Linked DNA regions of Homo sapiens: region 2 is linked to region 1. Evidence: read pairs that join two places in POLR2A ChIA-PET (ENCODE). Cell type or tissue: GM12878. All regions are shown on one strand. Links, peaks and the distances in the headings refer to the core of each region. The heading gives the core; the rest is flanking DNA.

Region 1 (11,182 bases), core at 5,171-9,170:
CAAGAGTGAAACTCCATCTCAAAAAAAAGAAGAAAAGAAAGAAAGAAAGAAATTCAAATGGCCCTTCACCATATGAAAAGACATTATCATAAGGCAGTTGCAAATTAAGGGTAACTGAAATAACATCCTGCACTTCTCAGATTACGAAAAAACAAAAGCGTAGCAATACACTTTGTTCAAGAGATTGTAGAAATAAATAAACTACTGTTGGAAGTGCAGAATCCACATCCCTTTGGGGGTGATTTAGAAGGCATTTCAATTGCACGTATTCTTCAACCCAGCACTATCACTTCTGGCAATTCATTCTAAAAATATGTTTGCATTTATACAAAATGACAAATTTACAAGGTCATTTATTGAGGCATTGCTTGTATAGCCATGAAGATTGGAAATAGCCCAAATGTCCATCCATAGCAGAATTTTCCAATCTCAGCACTAATTGACATTTTAGACCAGATAATTCTTTGTTATGGGACTGTTCTGTGCATTGTAGCATATTTAGTAGCATCTCTGGCCTCTACCTACTAGATGTGAGCAGCACTTTACTCCCAGACCAAAATGATTGTAGACAATGCCAAATGACCCCAGTCAGGGACAAAACCTCCCAGACTCTCTAATTGAGAACCACTTATATACAGATAACTGGTTAAATAATAATGGTATATTCACAAGTGGAATACTATGCAACTGTAAAAACAATGTGGAGCTTTCAATGTGCTAATATGGAATACTGATTGGATAATAAAAAGAATGGAAACAAGAGAAGAAAGAAAGCTACATTTTCATGATTACAAGGATGTGAGGAGATGGAGAGAGAAGACTGTATCTCCATTATCCATACACTTTTTTTTGTTGTTGTTGTTGAGGGAGTCTCACTCTCTCTGTTGCCCAGGCTGGGGTGCAGTGGCGTGATCTCAGCTCACTGCAACCTCCGCCTCCTGGGTTCAAGTGATTCTCCTGCCTCAGTCTCCCAAGTAGCTGAGATTACAGGTGCCCACGACCATGCCTGGCTAATTTTTTTGTATTTTAGTAGAGACGGGGTTTCACCATGTTGGTCAGGCTGGTCTCTAACTCCTGACCTCAAATGATCCACCCTCCTTGGCCTCCCAAAGTGCTGGGATTACAGGCATGAGCCACAGTGCCCGGCATCCATAATGCTTTTTAAAGTATATTCTAGATAACTTAAATTTTTAGCTGTGTGAAAAGTAAGGCTACAATTTTCATCCAGAATGTTCAAGATAAATAGTGAAGCTATAGAGAGCAAAAAGTAATTTTAAAACAATAATTCTCATACAAACTAAAGTTATTTCCAGAAAGTGTTGGAGGGTTGATTGCATTTGCTTATAACAGGTTCTTGTGCTACTGTGAAGAATTGTTCAGAGATCTGTTCTGGAATCTATTAATAATGAGTTATAGAAGTTATAAAGTTATATCTTTCCAATGCATTTTAATTTCCTTTTGAAAATACTTTATTATTTAAGGTTCTAGGCCAGAAAGGAATCAAGCTGCTGCCCTATGTTGCCAAGGATCTAAAACCATCCTCCAGTTGTGACTCAAATAAGAACTACTTCATAGGAGAAAAAAAATACATCCTGCTGATAACATATATCAGTGACAATGTCACACTAAGTGTCCATCTCTGATTAATCCTGCAGCCGAACCTGAGCTCCATGGAGATCTGTTTATTCCTCTATTCATTCAGCATCATGTTTAAATGCATACTGTGTATGAGGGATAATGTCAGGTACTGAATACAGTCCCAGCCATGAATGACACATTTCTTGCTTTCAAGGAGGAGTGAAGGAATTAGACCTTAAAAACCCTATAAGTACAGAATGTTATGGAAGTACAGAAAAGAAGCACAGAGAAATCAGTTTATGAATCTGCCTTGTTTTACTTTCAATTTTGCTCATAACAATCCTCACGACTATAATGAATGTCTTGTGTTTTCATTGCCAACAAGAATAGTACCCTTCCTACAGAATCCTGTTTAGGTTCTATAAGATTCCACCTTCTTAGAGAAGTCTTCCTGGACCATCACCAAGCCATCATAAATGTAATACATATCATTTGTTGATCAATACGTGCTAGGCCCTATTCATAAAATACTTTTATTATTTTCACATCTTTTTAAATATTTTTTATTATATTTTATTTTATTTTATATAACATTATATTATTATACTTCACATCTACATTTTGAAGAGGTGATTATTATGCCCACTTTACAAATGAGGAAAATGAAGCTTAGTGAGGTTGAGTAACCTCAAGTTCCTCCTGCTGCTAAGTAGTTGTGCCGGATTTGAAAAAAGGCCTGATTCTAAAGCCTGTTCTCATACACACTGCACTTCATGGTGTACCATTGTGTTACTCTGGACTCTTATAGCATTTGTCAACTGTATTACCCATTTATTCATTCATCAAGCATTAAGTGTCTATCATGAGGCTGGGTGCAGTGGCTTACGACTGTAATCCCAGCACTTTGGGAGGCCAAGGTGGGCAGATCACCTGAGGTCAGGAATTCGATACCAGCCTGGCCAACATGGTGAAACCCCGTCTCTACTAAACATACAAAAATTAGTTAGGTATAGTGGCAGGCACCTGTAGTCTGAGGCACAAGAATCGCCTGAACCCCAGGCGGCTGAGGTTGCAGAGAGCCAAGATCACACCACTGCACTCCAGCATGGGTGACAGAGTGAGACTGTTAAAAAAAAAAAAAGTCTATCATGTACAAAATGACTTGTCATTTACTGCCTAGGCTATTGTTTGTTTGCTGGGCTCTGTGTGTGTGCGTGTGTGTGTGTGTGTGTGTGTGTGTGTGTGTGTGTGGTTGCCTTGCCTTCTCAACCTGTTGTAAACTTGTCTTACAGTTGAGGACTTTTAGGTAGGTCCAACCATATAGCTTTCAGTTTGCATTTGATTTACATTCAGCTGATCCCTAAATCTTTTTTATTATACCTTGAAATGTGTCTCAGAGCTTTCTTCTTTTCCCTTGCCATTGCCAGTGCCCTAACGCATCATTTCTTGCCTTTTCTCCTGTTGGTCTCTGAGCCTCAGTTCTGTTTTTTTCCCTTCAAAGATTCTTCCTTCCTGCAGCACTTAGTTACATAGTTAAATCTGATCATATTACTTCTCTCTCTCTCTTTTTTTTTTTTTTGATTTTTTTTTTTTGAGATGGAGTCTTGCTCTGTTGCCCAGGCTGGAGTGCAGTGGCACGATCTCAGCTCACTGCAAGCTCCGCCTCCCGGGTTCACGCCATTCTCCTGCCTCAGCCTCCCGAGTAGCTGGGACTACAGGCGCTCGCCACCACGCCCAGCTAATTTTTTGTATTTTCAGTAGAGACGGGGTTTCACCGTGTTAGCCAGGATGGTCTCGACCTCCTGACCTTGTGATCCGCCCACCTCGGCCTCCCAAAGTGCTGGGATTACAGGCATGAGCCACCGCGCCCGGCCTCTCTTTTTTTTTTTTCTTTGAGAAGCTGGAGTGCAGTGGCGCAATCTCAGCTCACTACGACTTCCGCCTCCCGGGTTCAAGAGATCCTCCCACTTCAGCCTCCCAAGTAGCTGGGATCACAGGCACCCATGACCACACCCAGCTAATTTTTTTTTTTTTTTTTTCATTTTTAGTAGAGACAGGGTTTCACCTTGTTGGCCAGGCTGGTCTCGAACTCGTGGACTCAAGTGATCCACCCACCCACCTCAGCCTCCTAAAATGCTGGGATTACAGGCAAGAGCCACCTCACTGGGCCATTTCTTAAACACCTCAAATTCCACAGGACAAAGACAACATTCCTGGGCGGTAGCTTGAGGTTGGAGCCCTCCTCTCCTGGGCTGCTGTCTCCTGCACTCCCCTGCTCTGCACTTCACTCTCCAGCCCACTAGTCCAGTCACATTCCCTAAACAAAACGTGCTCTTTCTTTTTGTTTGTTTGTTTCTTGTTTTTTTAATTTTTAGACAGAGTCCACTCTGTCACCCAGGCTGGAGTGCAGTGGAGTGATCTTGGCTCATTGCAGCCTTGACCTCCCCAGCTCAAGAATAGCTGGAACCACAAGCGCAAGGCACAGCACCCTGCTACTTTTATATTTTTTATAGAGACGGGGTTTTGCCATGTTGGCCATGCTGGTCCCAAACTCCTGGACTCAAGTGATCCACCTGCCTCAGCCTCCCTAAGTGCTGGATTACAGGCATGTGCTGCTGCACCTGACCCAAACTATGCTCTTTAATAGTCCTGGGTCTTCTGCTATGTTACTCCCTCTGCTAGAATAAACTTCCTTTCTTTGTTCACATGGTGACCTCATCCTAATCCATCAAAAATCAGTTCAAATATTCTAGACTTTAGTCCCATTAGTGCCCAAATTAGAAGTTCCTTCCTCTGGGATTCACTTTGTTCATATTTCCATGTTTCACTATTCACAGTGTGATTTATATATGTTGACTTGCCTGCTTTCTTTTAGTCTGAGCTCCTTGAAAACAAAGGACCATGTCTTCTTCCTATATGTGCTATCATAGAGCAGCTTCACGATAAAATTAGGTGATAAATCAGTAATTAGACGAACAACATTTCTTTTTATAGCATTTATTTTTGCCTATGCTTTTTCATTACAGTTAGTCTACATTACCCACAAAAGAGTTAAAAAAAAAAACTACATGGGTTGTTTGTTATATGTTTCTTTCTCATAACATCTTTTTTCTTTCCCACTTCTATAATGGCAGGGAACCAGGAATTATACTCATGGGTGTCCTGGGGACCATCCTTCCTCAGTTCCCACTCATTCTGTCCAATTCTGAAGTATTAAAGGATCCTCCAGGCTTGCCCTCACTCTTAAGTCGTAGAGGTACTTTTTCATTCAGACTGATATCCTAGTTTTCTTTTCATTTGGACCATTCACCAGCCAGCTGTGATTTATTTCAATGGCCACCACTAGTCACAATAGAGAGACAAAATCAAATAAAATCAATATAATGGCTCTCACCAAATATTAAATCCTTTCTCCTCTGTCTTCAATAGACAGAGGCACCTGGCAGCTTCAGAGGCTGGTTTTCCCTGGTCCTTACCAGGATGTCTATTGTTTTCTGCTTATTTCAGGGAAAAGGTACTCATGTTTATCAGACCTCAGGAGTCAGTATTTTGTTGTAATTGGCCTGTGCTGGTCCCAGATCCTGGAGGTTGGAGCATATTTTTCCATGGAGAACTCCCTCTCCAGGCGTATCTGTACTCTATGTATTGAAGTGTTTTCATGCTAAGTAGATTTTTTGTTTGTTTTCGGAGATAGTGTCTTACTCTGTCACCCAGGCTGGAGTACAGTGGCTCGAACACCAGGCTGGAGTGCAGCCTCGATTCCCCAGGCTCAAGCGATCCTCTTGTTTCAGCCTCCTGAGTAGCTGGGACCACAGGCAAGCACCACCATGCCCAGCTAATTTTTTGACTTTTTTTGTAGAGACAGTGTTTCACTATGTTGCCCAGGCTGGTATTGAACTCCTGGGCTCAAGCAATCCTCCCACCTCAGCCTCCTAAAATGTTGGGATTACAGGCATGAGCCACCATGCCTGGCCTAAGTAGATTTTTTAAATATTCTAATTTCTTCAAAATTAATCAGTGAAGAGTTGGGCATGGTAGCACACACTTATAGTCTCCGCTACCAGAGAGGCTGAGGAGGGAGGATTGCTTGAGGGCAGGAGTTCCAAGGCCTAGTTTGCTGTCATCATGCCTGTGAATAGTCACTGCCCTGCAGTCTGGGCAACATAGTGACACCTCATCTCTAGAAAAAAAAAAAAAAGTACTGTACTAAACAATAATCTTTTTTATCTTTTGTAAAAAAATTTTTTTAATCAAATATCTTGTCAATTTCCTCTGGCAAATTGCATTATTCATAATATACAAAAAGTAGAAACAACCCAAATGTACACCAACTGACAAATGGATGAATAACACATGGCATATCTGTAAAAGTGAATATTATTCGGCCATAAAAAATGAGTGAAACACTGCTACATGCTACAACAGGGGTGAACCTTGAAAACCTTATGCTTGGCCAGGCACAGTGATTCATATCTGTAATCCCAGCATTCTGGGAGTCAATGGTGAGAGGATCACTTCAGCCCAGGAGCTCAAGATCAGCTCAAGCAGTGCTCCCATCTCAGCCTCCCAAGTAGCTAGGACTACAGGCATGCACCACCATACCTGCCTAATTTATCAATCTTTCTTTCTGAGGTGATGAAAATATTCCCAAATTGACTGTGATGATGGCTGTACCTATATGTGAATATACTAAAAACCATTGAATTGTGCATTTTAAGTGAGTAAATTGTATGATATATGAATTATATCTCAGTAAAGCTGTTTTTAAAAAGTGCTAAAATATAAAGCTTTTCCCTTTCTTCTGAGCTCTTCCTGGATTTGCAGTGGTATTTTTTATTTGCTATTTAATGTTTTTCTGAATAAAGAAAAATTTAAATTTAAAACTATTACCATGAATTTTAATGTTCATCTTTCCGTTGTGCAATGCCGGTTTTAAATGAAAATATCAGAGTATTTAACTCATGCAGAATCAACAAAATTACACAATTTGTATATTGTAGCTTATACACACACATATGTTTTGTTCTTACTAGAACAGTAGAAACACTGCACAAAACTAACTCAACTGTTTTTATTTCACTTCTTGATTGCACGTGTTCCTCCTAGCACTATCTTCAGCTTACTGATGAGTAAGGAGGAACTGAAAGGGAAAGAAACTAAGAGCTGTTATCTTTCCCTTTCCTTATAGGGCATCATTTTCTGTGTAAGTGGTTGGCTAATACAGGGAAGCAACATAAGCAAGAATGAATATGACATGATTCCTTTGATAATTTTTTTTAGGATGCCTTTGCTTTCTCTCTGCAGTCAAAACAGGCTCCGGTTTGAATGGAAAACATGGCCTCTCAGGACTGTCAGTGCCTACTTATTTGTGGACATACATGCTAATCATGTACTTCCTTTGTGTCTGCTACATTTCTAGGCATTGTGGGTCTGTAGTGGAATTCTGTGTTCATGGAGCAAATCTGGAGAGCCATATGCAGACAGATTTAGTAACAAAGACTGGAAGGCACTCATGTATCTTCTCTGCTCATGCCATTGTCCCATTGAACATCACTTACAAAATATAAGTTCAAAAGTAAAATAACTAAGAATTTCAAAATGGAGACAGCAGAGCATTCAACCAAGTGCAAAGCTCTTCTGAGAGTGGACCCTGTGTGATTGCACAGGTTGCACACCTGTGAAGCCAACGCTGATTGAAATACGAGATTTCTAAATCATTTTAGATACATTTTTGGATAAGCAGTGCATCTGAGGGCATAACATTTCTTGAGTTCTAATCTTTCTTCCCAACTGAGTGACTTTGAGCAAATGACGTATTGTTTGGCAAGTTCTTGGAATTGAATTGGATGTTTTCATCTCTCCCTTATCCTGTCCTGACTTAAAAAACTAGAAGAGTGAATTGCTGAGTCATTTTGCTCAACTTGTCGAAGTGAAGAACAGATGGCCCTGTTCAAAAGGTTTTAACCCCCAAGAGGGCCTGTGGTTGACAGGGAACAGGGGAGGGGTTGAGCAGTTGGATGTTGCTGGGAGCATGGGGCATGCATGTAGCTCAACGGGGCATGCATCTGATCCAGATGTGCATCAGGTAAACCAAGAGAGGTCTGATACAAAGCTCTTCAACCTCCTAACCCTCTCTAAGAAGCACAGCAGAGCATCAGAATAAATGGATAGAAAGGTAGTTTGTAAATTAAAATTGCAAATGCTCAACGATAATAAATATTGCTTTTTATCTACATGTCATTTAATGGCCTTAATAAAGGTAATCTATACAGATTGCCTAAGAGAAATATTTAAATAACAAGTTATTTATAATACTTACTATTTAACCAGAAAAATACGTTAATCAGATTCATGAAGGTAAAGCACAGAACAACTCTAAGTTATTTTATAACTATGATAGTAATACAAGCTCAAAAATATTTACCGAATGTAGAATTAGAAAAAGGAATCTAATTTTGAAGAAAACACTTTAAGCTGTGGTGATGGGCTGCTAGACACTATCAAATGCAGTAAATTCTACCATCCATTGTTCTATTAGTAAGAAATGCCTGTTATCTGAACATTTCCCTTTTTAATCCGATACCATATAATTATCATAGGATTTCATATATTATTTCATTATTATAGGATTTCAATTCTGTGTTCATGGGGCAAATCTGGAGAGCCATATGAAGACCCTGGGACTCATGTAGTAATCCAAAATTTTTGAATGGTGACATTACATTCTATTTTATTTCAATGATATTATCACATTTCAGTGCTTTGAAGACTCAGTTTCTAGAATATCTTATTTATAATGTACACATGGTATTTGATTACCAACATATCCTATTCTCTGGCCAAACATAAAAACTCTAGTAAGTAAAGATTTTATTTACTTAATTTCTAGATTAAGATTTCTAAATTTCTCTATACATCAAAAACATTTCTGCTTTTCAAAAAACTTTTCATTATTGTCAAATAAATGCAATACTTTTATTTACTTTTCTAGACCTCTGTCCTTCTATAGTTATAAAATTCACTTTTGTTGTTTTCATGTGCCAAAGCCTTATATCAAAACAATGTACTCTTTTAAAACTGCAAGATGCAAGTGTAAATTTTATCCCTGTACAGATGGTTAATACACTACTGATTGGTAAAGCGAGGTGGAAGCATGAGAAATACAATCCCAGACCAATTTGCCTGGCATTGTTCAAGCACAGAAGAATCAGAAAGCCCACGTGGGACCTTCCTCTACATTAAGAATACTCAGTGCATGAACAGATGCACCAGCCTTTTAAAATGATGGTGCATCTAGCTTGGTTATTTTCTTAAGAAAACTATTTAACTATTAACCAATGCTAGAAAGATATTTTTAACTTCTCTCTCAGTTAAACTTCCTCGTCATAAAATTGTATAAATCAAAGCTTTTCCTACACCTACTCTCCTATTTGCTTTATTTGAATTGTATGAATTCCCGTGGTATTAGACTTTGTATTTAGGAAACAGCTTTATCACGAATGCCATTAATCCAATATTTATGTAAAAATTTCTTTTTCTATAAGAAATAAGTTGGCCGGGCATGATGGCTCACGCCTGTAATCCCAGCACTTTGGGAGGCCAAGGCAGGTGGATCACAAGGTCAGGAGATCGAAACCATCCTGGCCAACATGGTGAAACCCCATCTCTACTAAAAATACAAAAATTAGCTGGGCATGGTGGCACATGCATGTAATCCCAGCTACTCGAGAGGCTGAGGCAGGAGAATCGCTTGAACCTGGGAGGCAGAGGTTGCAGTGAGTCGAGATCGTGCCACTGCACTCCAGCCTGACGACAGAGGGAGACTCCGTCTAAAAAAAAAAAAAAGAAGTAAGTCTATGTTAGCAATCTAAGGACTCATAAATGATGGATGCTAGCACTGATCATCAGTGAACTGGGAAGCTGCATTGGAAACAATGACACCAAAGAAAAAACCATAGACTTTCTTTTTTATCAACCAGACTGATAGACTGAGGAAATGCTAAAGATCCAGTGTTTCCTAATTAGAGCAGAGAAGTTGGCAAAAATTTTCCATTGTCTCCTTGTGAATAAGATATTAAAGTGAAGTGGAATTATGGTATTACAAGTGGCTTCATAATCCATGGAACACTGTACCCAAAGGGTGTCTACTAGTCTGGAGGGAATTTTCTAGTAAAGGGTCCTGGGCGAATACTTGGAATTGCCTATTTTCAGACTTATATCGGTGATTTAGATCACGGTTTTGAAAGATATATATATATTTTTTCTTTTTTTATTTTTCTTAGAGACAGAATCCCACTCTTGCCAAGGCTGGAGTACAGTGGCGTGATCATGGCTCACTGCAACCTTGAACTCTTGGGCTCAAGCAATCCTTCTACCCCAGCCTTCCCAGTAGCTAAAATTATAGTTGCACACCACCATACCTGGCTAATCTTTTTTGTATTTTTGTAGAGTCAGGGTCTCATTGTGTTGCCCAGGTTGGTCTTCAACTCCTGGCCTCAAGCAATCCTCATGTCTCAGCCTCCCAAAGTGCTGGGATTATAGGCATGAGCCACAGCTCCCAGCCTTAAATATTAGTTTTGTAAAGTATAACTCTTTACTCAAGGAAAATCATCACAAAAGAAAAATATATAAGTGGATAAAAATGGAATGGCTCTGGTGAAGACAACGGGTAAGCAAAGGCATTTCCACACATCTCTAGGTCTTTCCAAAGTGCAGTTACAGAACTCATGACCCAAGTTAATCATATTGGCTAACTTTTTTTTTTTTTGAGACAGAGTTTCACTCTTGTTGCCCAGGCTGGAGTGCAATGGCGAAATCTCAGCTCACTGCAACCTCTGCCTCCCAGGTTCAAGCGATTCTCCTGTCTCAGACTCCTGAATAGCTGGGATTACAGGTGTCCACCACTATGCTCGGCTGATTTTTCATATTTTTAGCAGAGATGGGGTTTCACCATGTTGGCCAGGCTGGTCTTGAACTCCTGACCCCAGGTGATCCGCCCACCTTGGCCTCCCAAAATGCTGGGATTACAGGCGTGAGCCACCGCACACGGCCCATATTGACTAACTTTTACTGGGAGTCACTATGTGCCAAGCATTGTCCTAAGAACTTTACAATCTATTATCCCATAGAATCATCACCACCACCCCTTTCTATGAGAAACAATCTCTTATTAGCTCAATTTTACAGACAAAGAACCTAAAAGTCAAGAGATAAGGTAATTGTTCATGGTCACATGGTAGTAAATAATGGAGCTGGGCTTGGACCCGAGGTTTCCTGATTCCAAAGCTCAGTCTTTTTAACTGCTATGGCATTAGGCCTTCTGTGAAAGCCTTCATGTTACAGGTGTCAAATGTTGGGCAGTGCAGTAGGGTGGGAGGAATAATCGTAGCATTGCGTTCACTCAAAGCAGCCCAATCCCCAGAACACACCACCAAGCCAAGGCACACTGGCTTGCTCTCTATCTGCTCTCGAATCTCCTATCCCCATCTATTATCTCCTTCTGCCCTTCCCCTTTTCTCAGCTACTGATCTGTGCCTCTCTTAGTCTGTGGCATCCTTTGATCCAATTTGACACCTTGTGGTTAAACACAGGCTTCACTCTGTGA
Region 2 (11,182 bases), core at 2,964-6,963, 60 kb before region 1:
AGAGACATTGCCTCTTTGTCTTATTTACTCTTATATATCCCCTGTACCTGGCACACATCGATTCTCAATACTGGCTGAATAAACAAACACTATGCAAAAGAGAGAAAAAGATGGGAACCCAAATAAATCTGCAATAATCTATTAATAAAAAAAGGCCCAGGCATGGTGGCTCATGCCTGTAATCCCAGCACTGTGGGAGGCTGAGGCGGGCAGATCATTTAAGGTCAGGAGCTCGCGACCAGCCCGGCCAACAAGGTGAAACCCCGTCTCTACTAAAAATACAAAAAATAACTGAGCATGGTGGCATGCACCTGTAACCCCAGCTACTCAGGAGGCTGAGGCGCGAGAACTGCTCGAACCCGGGAGGTGGAGGTTGCAGTGAGCTGAGATCGCACCGCTACACTCCTGCCTGGGCGACAGAGTGAGACTCCATCTCAAAAAAAAAGAAAGGAAAAACCTGAAATCAGGCCACGAAGAAATTGGAATTTTAAAACATCCCTGGATACTAGGGTTTTAAGTAACCTAGTTTTCATACTTTATATTTTCCAAGTTTTTTAAAATAATCATGGCATCACTCTTATAACAATAAATAATTTAAAAGTAAAACAGACAGACATTAAGAATTAACTTTATGTGGTATTGAGAGCAAAGGAGAAATTCAGAACAACTCCCAAGTTTTTAACTTGGGAAACTGGGAAGATGGTATGGGGGAAATTAGAAGGAAAGTAGTAACAAGTTTAAATTATCTCTTTCATCCAAGAAAGGATGTCTGCTAGGCAAAATATTTACAAAAACTGACCATATACTGATCTATAAAGCAAGTCTCAACAAATTTTAAGCTATAAAATCATACAGCATATATTTCATGACTACAATGCCGTAAGACTCCAAAATCAATAAAAAGGTAACTTAAAAGTTTGGAAATCAAGACATATACTTTTAGGCCAGGCGCAGTGGCTCAGGCCTGTAATCCCAGCACCTTGGGAGGCCAAGGTGGGCAGATCATTTGAGCTCAGGAGTTTGAGACCAGCCTAGGCAACATGGTAAAACCGCATCTCTACAAAAAATTAAAAATTAGCCAGGCATGGTGGTGCATGTCTGCAGGCCCGACTACTCAGGAGGCTGAGGCAGGAGGATCAGTTGAGCCCAGGAGATTAAGGCTGCAGTGAGCCATGATCACACCACTGCACTCTAGCCTGGGAAGCTGAACTAGACCCTGTCTCCAAAAAAAAAAAAAAAAAAAGAAAAAGAAAAAAAGAAAATATACACTTTTAAATAATCCATGGGCCAAAGAAGAAATCATAACAGAAATAAGTATTTGAAGTTGAACAACAAAAAGCACATATTAAAAACTTGTGGGATGCAGCTAAAGCAGTAGTTGGAGAGATACGTCTCGAAATACATATAATAGAAAAGAAAAAAAAAGTTAATGAATTGAGTAGCTATCTCATGTTGAAGGAAGAAAAAAGAAAATAAGCCCCCAAAAAGTAGAAAAATAAAAGAACAGAAATTAACACAGAAAAAAAAAAGCATATGACAGAACAAATGGCACCAAAAGCTGGTCCTCTGAAAAAACTAATAAAATTGGAAAACATTTGGGAAATATTATTCATGACGTCTAGGAAGCAGCTGGCTATTAAGATCCACAGCTCAGAAAATCTGGTTTGGAAGTGAAGACTTGGAAGTTGTAACATATTAATAATACGTATTTGGGGCCCTGGATAGAAATGAGAAGTGAAAATGAGAAGAGTAGGACTTTGCTGTATTAAGATAGGAGAGTAAAGATTTATTTGTTCCTTTTCATGACAAAACAAAGAGAAAAGAAAAAATTAAAACACACTCCATCTTCAACAATACATGATGTTCCACGTTCATGTTACATGTGAAATTCTAAATCACAATATATGAAGATGGAAGGCAGATGGAAGAATGAACACTTGTAAAATAAGGAAGAAAATTAAACATAAGTGTCAGCTGAAAGAACAATGAGGAATGAGAAGCAAATCCTTTGCTCTACAGAACCTCAAAAGACTAAAGAACTGTTGACACAAGACTCAAAAGACAGAGGTCAAGTGGGAGCATTAAGAATGGAGAAATAGACCGGGTGCAGGGGCTCACGCCTGCAATCCCAGCACTTTGGGAGGTCAAGGTGGGCGGATCACAAGGTCAGGAGTTTGAGACCAGCCTGACCAATATGGTGAAACCCCATCTCTACTAAAAATACAAGAATTAGCTGGGTGTGGTGGCATGCACCTGTAGTCCCAGCTATTCAGGAGGCTGAGGCAGAAGAATCGTTTAAACTTGGGAGGTGGAGGTTGCACTGAGCTGAGATCACACCACTGCACTCCAGCCTGGGTGACAGAGCGAGACTCCATCTCAAAAAAAAAAAAAAAAAAGAACAGAGAAATAGCCAGGCAGGGTGGCTCACGCCTGCAATCCCAGTCAGTACTTTGGGAGGCCAATGTGGGCGGATCACTGAGGTCAGGAGTTCGAGACCATCCTGGCCAACATGGTGAAATCCCGTCTCTACTAAAAATACAAAAATCAGCTGGATGTAGTGGCGGACTCCTGTAATGCCAGCTACCTGGGAGGCTGAGGCAGGAGAATCGCTTGAACCCAGGAGGCGGAGGTTGCAGTGAGCCAAGATTGCACCATTGCACTCCAGCTTCGGCGACAAGAGCTAAACTCCATCTCAAAAATAAAATAAAATAAAAAGAATGAAGAAATATGTAGAAGTTGGTATAAAAGGACACTTGGAAGCCAGGTGAGGATCACTTGAGGCAAGAAGTTCGCAACCAGCCTGGTCAATATAAGGAGACCCCACCACTACAAAAAAAATTTTTTTAATTACTCAGGCATGGTGGCATGTGCCTGTAGTCCCAGCTTCCCAGCTACTCAGAACACATAAGTGGGAGGATCACTTGAGCCCAGGAGTTTGAGGCAGCAGTGAGCTATAATGGCAGTGAGCTATATAATCCAGCCACTGTATTCCAGCCTGGGTAACAGAGCAAGACCATGTCTGAAAAAAAAGACACTTGGAACCCCCGAGTCACATCTCCTATCCTGTACATCCCATCAGAATATGGAACGTTTATTCTTTCAAGGAATTGAATCAAGGGAAATACAAGGCACAGAGAGGGGAACAGGTAAGGTGCCAGCTGAAAATAGAGGTAAACTTTCTCTATAAATATATTCAAGCCAATAAATGAAAAAGAAAATGTTTTAAATCACCATTTTGCAACACCTAATGAATAAATAGATCTATGCACTGAGCATCAGTAGCTGCTAAGAGCACAGCAAGAGAAACATTACATGCTTCCTGATGGGAGAACCCACAGCACATGTGAAATAGTCTTGCCCACCCCACCCCCCAAAAAGGCAAACCTGAACCTGGTAAGCCTCTAGATCTAGTAAATGCAGAGAAATATGCTCAACTACACAGTGGGGATGCAACAGCAAAATACAGGTTAGGAAATGCACATGACAAATGACCTGGTTTCTCCCACAAATAAACTCCACAGAAAAAAAGAGGCAAGATCTAAGATAGAACCTGTAATTGAAAAAAAATCTTAAAACATATATTTTAAAACTAGTAAATTAAACTACAACCCTCAAAATGCACATCTGAATAATAAGACTACAAAGAAAAAATAATCACCACAGAAGTCAGGATGGAGATTATCTGGGGGATGAAAGGGTTGCAATGTGGGTTTCTGGGTTAGCTGGCAATGTTCTACTTTTGACCCTGGGGTGATTACAAAAGTTTTCACCTTATATAACCAAGATAGAAAATAAGAGAAAACAGATTAAGAAAATTAGAGGACCAATCAGAAATATCCAACATGTGAAAACAGAAAAAAAGTGGAGAAAAAATTATCAAAGTAAAAGAAAACATCCCAGTACTGAAAGAAGTAACCAGATTGAAAAGGCCACAAGTGTCCAGCAAACTGAACAAAAAAAACCTGTTCTAAGAAAATCAAGGACAAAGATACTACGTTTACAAAGAGATAAAAGGGCAACTAACAAGGGACTGAGAATAATAATCATTATAGCAATATTACAAGTCAGAAGACAGTGGAACTATTCACTTAAAAATCTGAGTGAAAAATAAATTCTGGGTGAAAATCAACCTTATAACCAGTCAAATTATCAATCAAGGGACTAAAAAGAGTAAGTAAAGCTGGGCTACAGTGGCACACTCCTGTAGTCCCAGCTACTCCAGAGGCTGAGGCAGGAGGATCGCTTGAGCCTAGTTCAGGGCTGTAGTGTACTATGATCATGCCTGTGAATAGCCACTACACTCCACCCTGGGCAACACAGAGAGACCCTATCTCTAAAATGTATTTTTTTAAAAAAAGAGTGTATGTGTATGAAAATTAGAACATTTTCAGCCATATAAAGTATTTAAAGATTTATCCCCCAAGCACACTTTATTTGAGCTTAATAAAACTAAACAGAGGGAGTAAACCAAATAAAAGGCAGGCACGGAATGCAAGGTATGTCACACAGAAGGGAAGAGAAAGGAATTCCCAGGATGGTGGTAAAGGAAAGCCCCAAGACAACTTCCATGCAGCAGGTCTAGAGAACCAGTCCAAATTAGAGCAGAACTCCAGAAGAACTCCAGGAGGATATCTCTAAGAAAAATAAATGGCACTGATAAATTAGATGACAGATTGACATTGTGGAAAAGTGCACTGTGAGACATTTTGTGGAACTGAAGATGTATGAAGATTTTAATGTTCAAAGAAAACTAGGCAAATTTTGTTTTTTAATGAGGCAATTTTTAAACATAGTTGTATAAGAAAAAAATGTAAATCTAGAAATAACAGCTAACAAGTATTTGACACTATTTTAAATTTTTTTTTTTTTTGAGACAGAGTCTCACTCTGTCGCCCACACTGGAGTGCAGTGGTGTGATCTCAGCTCACTGCAACCTCTGCCTCCCGGGTTCAAGCGATTCTCCTGCCTCAGCCTCCCAAGTAGCTGGGATTACAGGTATGTGCCACCACGCCTGGCTAATTTTTTGTATTTTTAGTAGAGACAGGATTTCACCGTGCAAACCAGGATGATCTCGATCTCCTAACCTCGTGATTTGCCCGCCTTGGCCTCCCAAAGTGCTGGGATTACAGGTGTGAGCCATCGCACCCGGCCTCTAAATTCTTTACAAGCATTAACTAACCCTCACCACTACTTTGTGGTACCATATTCTACGTGGTTCTTCATATGTAAACAATTTTTATATACTCACAAATGAAAACAGTTTAAAATGTTTTATATAACTATACTGAAAGAATGAGGAGAGAAGCAATGAATTTCTTTCTCATCTAACATGTTTATAGAGAAAGCTTTCTCTATAACATTATGTTTCATCTAACATTATGTTACAGAGAATATATTTATAGAGAAAGCTTACCCCCTTATTCCTCTCCTCATTCATTCTCATCTAACATTATAAAAAATATATAAAATTGATGAATCTAAATGCAGTGCTATTTTATTTAGAGATATAAAGAATTAGCTAAGGGTTAAAAGTTATTGCCTCTAAGGAGTGGGAAGGGGCGGAGGGAACAGAAAAGAAACTACATTGTTTTGGTAAAAAAGCCTTTTAATTTCAAAATTATCTGATTTTTAAACTTTTAGCAAGTAGCATGCCATTAAATATTCCAAATTTACTTTTTAAAAGATAGAAAATGATAAAAGCAGTGAAGACAAACCAAAAGCAGTGAAGACAAACCCTTGGTAACATCAACATCTATGGTAGTGTTTCAAAAGGATATTTTCTGAATACTAGTTCTAAAGAATGTTAATAGTTGGTATGTGAAAAAACTGTTTCAATAACCAATTAATATCCTCAGAGATATGAGAAAATATTACATCCATGAAATAATAAGGAGCTCTAAGAAATAAAATTATAGCCAAAATAAAAATTTCAAGAGAAGAAAAACCAAACATATATAATAAGAGAAAACAGATTAAGACAACCAAAGGCTCATCTAAGACATCCAGCACATGAAAACAGAAAAAAGGTGGGGAAAAAATTACCAAAGAAAAAGTAGAAGACGACATCCCAGTAACCAGGTAAACTGTGGGGCTTTTTCACAAAAGGACTTCTTGGAGATTTTAATATGTTAAGAAATACTTTATATATAGTTTTCTCTGACATGAGACAACAGAAACTCCACACTCCCTTTCCTTAAAACAGCTCAAGAAACAATTGTTTTAATAAGGCAGTGGTTCTCAACTCAAGTCCATAAACCAGTACTGATCTACAGCAAAGTAAGAAAAGCAAGAACAATGTATTCAGTATTTAATTAAGTTAGTTAACTTAAAAGACCACTCTGTATTTTGAGGGCATATCCTTCTTATATTCTTAAATGTAAGTATCTTTTATGCAATGATGGTGGTCACAGTTTAAAACATTCTTACTTTCTAAAATGAAACGTTGGCAATCTTGTCAGTACACTATCTCCACCCCACCAGTTAATGGTTCATGAAAGGTAAGTATAGGAATCTCTGGAAAACTCTTATTTGAATGATGGACAAACAACTCCAGAGGGGCTAAGCACAGTGGCTGTCACCTATAATCCCAGCACTTTGGGAGGCTGAAGTGGGAGGATTGCTTGAGGCCAGAAGTTAGAAAACTAGTCTGGGCAACATGGCAAGATCTTGTATTGCCATGTTTTAAAAATGTTTTAAATACAAAATTTAAAATGCTTTTTTATAAAAGTATCCTGAGGAAAAGAAGTCACCAGAGAAATACAAGGATAACCCAGAGAGTAAAATATTACCAAAAAAATGAGAAAATACAACTAAGTAGTAGTATACCAGATGTACCAGACGGGTTAAGTAAAATGAGTAATAAAAACTGTTTATTGAATATAACAATTCAAACGTCACATACGAGCACTGACTTCAAATGCCAGACTGCATGGGGTTTAGAAGTGAGGACTAACAGGCTGAGTTTAGCTTATTCTAAAAGTTTAGCTCCTCAAAAAGGTCAAAAAAGTTTTAGGGGCAAAAAAATGTTTGAACATTCATACAAGCTACAAGGTTACAAAAATGGAGAAGTTGTTAAAACTAGGAAAAATAGGCTGGGTGCGGTGGCTCACGCCTGTAATCCCAGCACTCTGGGAGGCCGAGGTGGGCGGATCATGAGGTCAGGAGATCGAGACCATCCTGGCAAACACGATGAAACCCCATCTCTACTAAAAATACAAAAAATTAGCCAGGCATGGTGGCGGGTGCCTATAGTCCCAGCTACTTGGGAGACTGTGGCAGGAGAACGGCATGAACCTGGGAGGCAGAGCTTGCAGTGAGCCGAGATCGTGCCACTGCATTCCAGCCTGGGTAACACAGTTAGACTCCGTCTCAAAAAAAAAAAAAAAAACTAGGAAAAATAACGTAACCAAGAATATTCATATTCCAACAATCCTACTCTCTTACTTTCATACACTGATGATTAAACCTGAATCTTCTGTGTAAAAGATATATTAAAAGTACAGTCAGTCAGGCACAGTGGCTCATGCCTGTAATCCCAGCACTTTGGGAGGCCAAGGCAGGCAGATCACCTGAGGTCAGGAATTCGAGACCCTCCTGGCCAGCATGGAGAAACCCCCATCTCTACTAAAAATACAAAAATTGGCCAGGCGCAGTGGCTCACGCCTGTAATCCCAACACTTTGGGAGGTCAAGGCAGGCAGATCACCTGAGGTCAGGAATTCAAGACCCGCCTGGCCAGCATGGAGAAATCCCCATCTCTACTAAAAATACAAAAATTGGCCAGGCATGGTGGCTCACACCTGTAATCCCAGCACTTTGGGAGGCTGAGGCGGGTGGATCACGAGGTCAGGAGATGGAGACCATCCTGTCTAACACGGTGAAACCCCGTCTCTACTAAAAATACAAAAAATTAGCCGGGCGTGATGGCGGGTGCCTGTAGTCCCAGCTACTCAGGAGGCTGAGGCAGGAGAATGACGTGAACTCGGGAGGCGGAGCTTGCAGTGAGCCGAGATCGTGCTACCGCGCTCCAGCCCGGGGGACAGAGCGAGACTCCATCTCAAAAAAGAAAAAAAATTAGCCAGGTGTGGTGGTGCACACCTGAGATCCCAGCTACTCTGGAAGCTGAGGTTGCAGTGAGCAAAGATTGCGCCACTGCACTCCAGCCTCGGTGACAGAGTGAGACTCTGTCTCAAAAAAAAAAAAAGGAAAATCAAGCTATTAATACTGGGGAGGCTGAGACAGGAACATCCCTTGAGGCTGGGAGTTCAAGACCAGCCTGGGCAACATAACGAGATCCCCATACACAGACACAATCTCTAAAACAATGAAAATATTAAGCCAGGCATAGCGGTGAGAGCATGTAGTCCCAACTACCTGGGAGGCTGAAGTGTGAAGATATCCTGGGCCCAGGAGTTCAAACGCTACCGTGATACAGTGAAGTACGAGAGCTGTGATTGTACCACTGCACTCTTGAGAGGCTCCATCTTTCTTTTTTTTTAAAGGCAGAATCAAACAATTTTCTAGAAATTTACAATCTAATAACTCCATGTAAACAAGTGGAATTTGCATTTTGAATTACAATTGAAAGTAAACATTTTGCTCATCACTGGAACTCTAAAACTTTTCAAGGTATGGCATAAAGTAGGGACTTAAAAATCTCTCTTGAATAAACTAATCAAAGTCTGTATTTATCAATACACACACTAGTAAGTAAATCCTCCATTTATCAAGCAAATATCACTATCCTATAAAAGCACATATTCTATTACAGAGACCCAAATTTATTTATGTATTTATCTAGAATTAAAAAGCCAAAAAAGCTCTTACAAATTTTACTTAATTTCACCTCACTTGAAAATTGCAACTAAAAGCAGAGGCAAATTCTCCTCCCCAACCTCAAGTTCAGCCTGAGCCCCCTAGAATTAAAAATAGCTTAACCACCTAACAGGTTAGAGAATGAACAGAGGTGTTTACAATGTCAGTGACTGTGGCTTTAGTACTCTTCATGAAATTACAGAAAATATTTTTAAATATCTTAAAATGTACGATAAAAAGTCAGTTTTATAGAACATCTTTGTATGTTTGTGTTTCTACCAAAAGCATGTATTTTTGTGATCACAAAAAAACTTTTATAAACTATAAAAAATACAGATCTTAAGATTTTTTTAAAAATTGTAAATGAGGTTGGGCATGGTGGTTCATGCCTGTAATCCCAGCACTCCACTCTGGTAGGCTGAGGCAGGCAGATCACTTGAGGTCAGGAGTTCCATACCAGCCTGGCCAACGTGGTGAAACACCATCTCTACCAAAAAACACAAAAATTAGCCAGGCACGTTGGCACACAGCTGTAATCCCAGCTACTTGGGTGGCTGAAGCATGAGAATTGCTTGAACCCAGGAGGCAGAGGTTGCAGTGAGCCGAGATCGCACCACTGCATTCCCGCCTGGGCAAGAAAGTGAGATTCTGTCTCAAAAAAAAATTGTAAATGACACTGTTAAATATAATATATCAAGTATTTTCAAAATGGTAAATACCAAACATTTAGAAACAGTAATAGATTTCAAAAATATATCTGATTTTTTTAAAAGCCAATATGACAACTGGTAAAATCTTTACATCACAATACCCATAGCCATCTAAATTATTTGTGCAAAAGGAATCCTTGATTATATTATCTCACATATACAATGAATAATAAAGAAAGGTTAACTACAGACTTAAAACACCAAAACCAACAAGGCCACTAATATACATTAAAACCACAGATAAATGTGAATTAAGTACAGGTACATACATTCATGTTCAAGTCCAGAATTTATAAAGTTGATTACACTACATAAAATGAGCCTCCACTAACAATTCAGGCAAGGATGAACTGGAAAGTTCAGCGTTGTCATTATAATCCTGCAGACTCTGGTCCTAAGACCAACGAGAAAAAAATAAGAGAACTGAGGGGCTCTTGCTGCAAGCCACTAACTATACCCTAGAGTTTTAAAAGTTCCAATTACTATAAACAAAAGTATGAACTGGATCTTTGGTAGGTAGTAGAGCATATGGATGATAAGGGCTTGAAAATATCTTCATCTTGCTATACTGCTTAACTTTCTCAAAAGCATTCATATCTCATTTTCTCCTCCTAATAATGCCATAGAATAGGAAGGGAAGACTACTGTTTAACAAGTGAAAAATCTGGAACTCAGAAGTAAAATTACTTCCTTAAAGTTGTAAAGAAAGATAGGTAATACCTGGCTCTACTATGGTAAACCCCAGTTAAGTGATACTATTTCTGAGACAAAGTTATTCTAGATATTTGTCACCTTTGGATCCCAATTATGAACCGAGGTCACATACAGTGGGGAAGGCCAAGAATATTTTCAGATTTAGCAACTGGTGAATGAAATCAGGCCATTCACTGCCAGTATCGACAGTATCCAGCCTCTTGTCCACAGTATATTTTGCCATTAAGGCTTTTTTTTTTTTTTGAGACAGAGTCTCACTCTGTTGCCCAGGCTGCCATGCAATGGTACCATCTCCGCTCACTGCAACCTCTGCCTCCTGGGTTCAAGCAATTCTCCTGCCTCAGCCTCCTGAGTAGCTGGGATTACAGGTGCGTGCCACCACGCCTGGCTAATTTTTGCATTTTTAGTAGAGATGGGGTTTTACCGTGTTGGTCACGCTGGTTTTGAACTCCCGACCTCAGGTGATCCACCCACCTCGGCCTCCCAAAGTGCTGGGATTACAGGCGTGAGCCACCACACCCAGCCTTAAGGCCTTTTTTATAAGTCTAACTGAAGTCATCTATCAGTGATGAAATGATGCATTCCTACAGATGGTTCAACTTGGTTGTTAAGTGTCCTCAGATACTAATACAAGTTGAGCATCCCTAACCTGAAAGTCCAAAATCTGAAATGCTTCAAAATCTGAAACTTTCTAAGCATCAACCACACATGAAAAATTCCACATCTGACCTCGTAACAGGTTGTAGTCAAAACGCAGGTGGCACAACACAGTTTATTCAGTGTCCCGAACGAAAAAATAAGCTTTAGACTAAGCATACAACGTGTGTATGAAACATAAATGAATTTTGTGTTTAAACTTGGGTCTCATCCCCAAGACATCTCATTTGTATATGCAAATAAGCCTAAAATCCTAAAACCCTTCTGGTCCCAAGCATTTCAAATAAG

What was found. Peaks named below come from ENCODE experiments on the same cell type or tissue, not always from the same donor. Only the 100,000 strongest peaks of a DNase experiment are listed, where the experiment ranks them.
Region 2: POLR2A ChIA-PET joins it to region 1 with 5 read pairs; 6 of 35 experiments call an interaction of 5 or more read pairs at or near these places.

What each region holds. Positions count from the first base shown.
Region 1 is chr1:93,029,503-93,040,684 of GRCh38, reverse strand. No RefSeq gene overlaps it. Among named protein-coding and RNA genes, the nearest start is that of MTF2, 44 kb to the left of the region's middle. In GM12878, for the core only: no CTCF peak of the experiment used is centred there; DNase peaks (open chromatin) are centred at 6,754 and 7,530; H3K4me3 peaks cover 616 bases; H3K27ac peaks cover 957 bases.
Region 2 is chr1:93,086,870-93,098,051 of GRCh38, reverse strand. The region is part of intron 1 of MTF2 (metal response element binding transcription factor 2); the gene reads right to left. Among named protein-coding and RNA genes, the nearest start is that of MTF2, 13 kb to the right of the region's middle. In GM12878, for the core only: no CTCF peak of the experiment used is centred there; no DNase peak of the experiment used is centred there.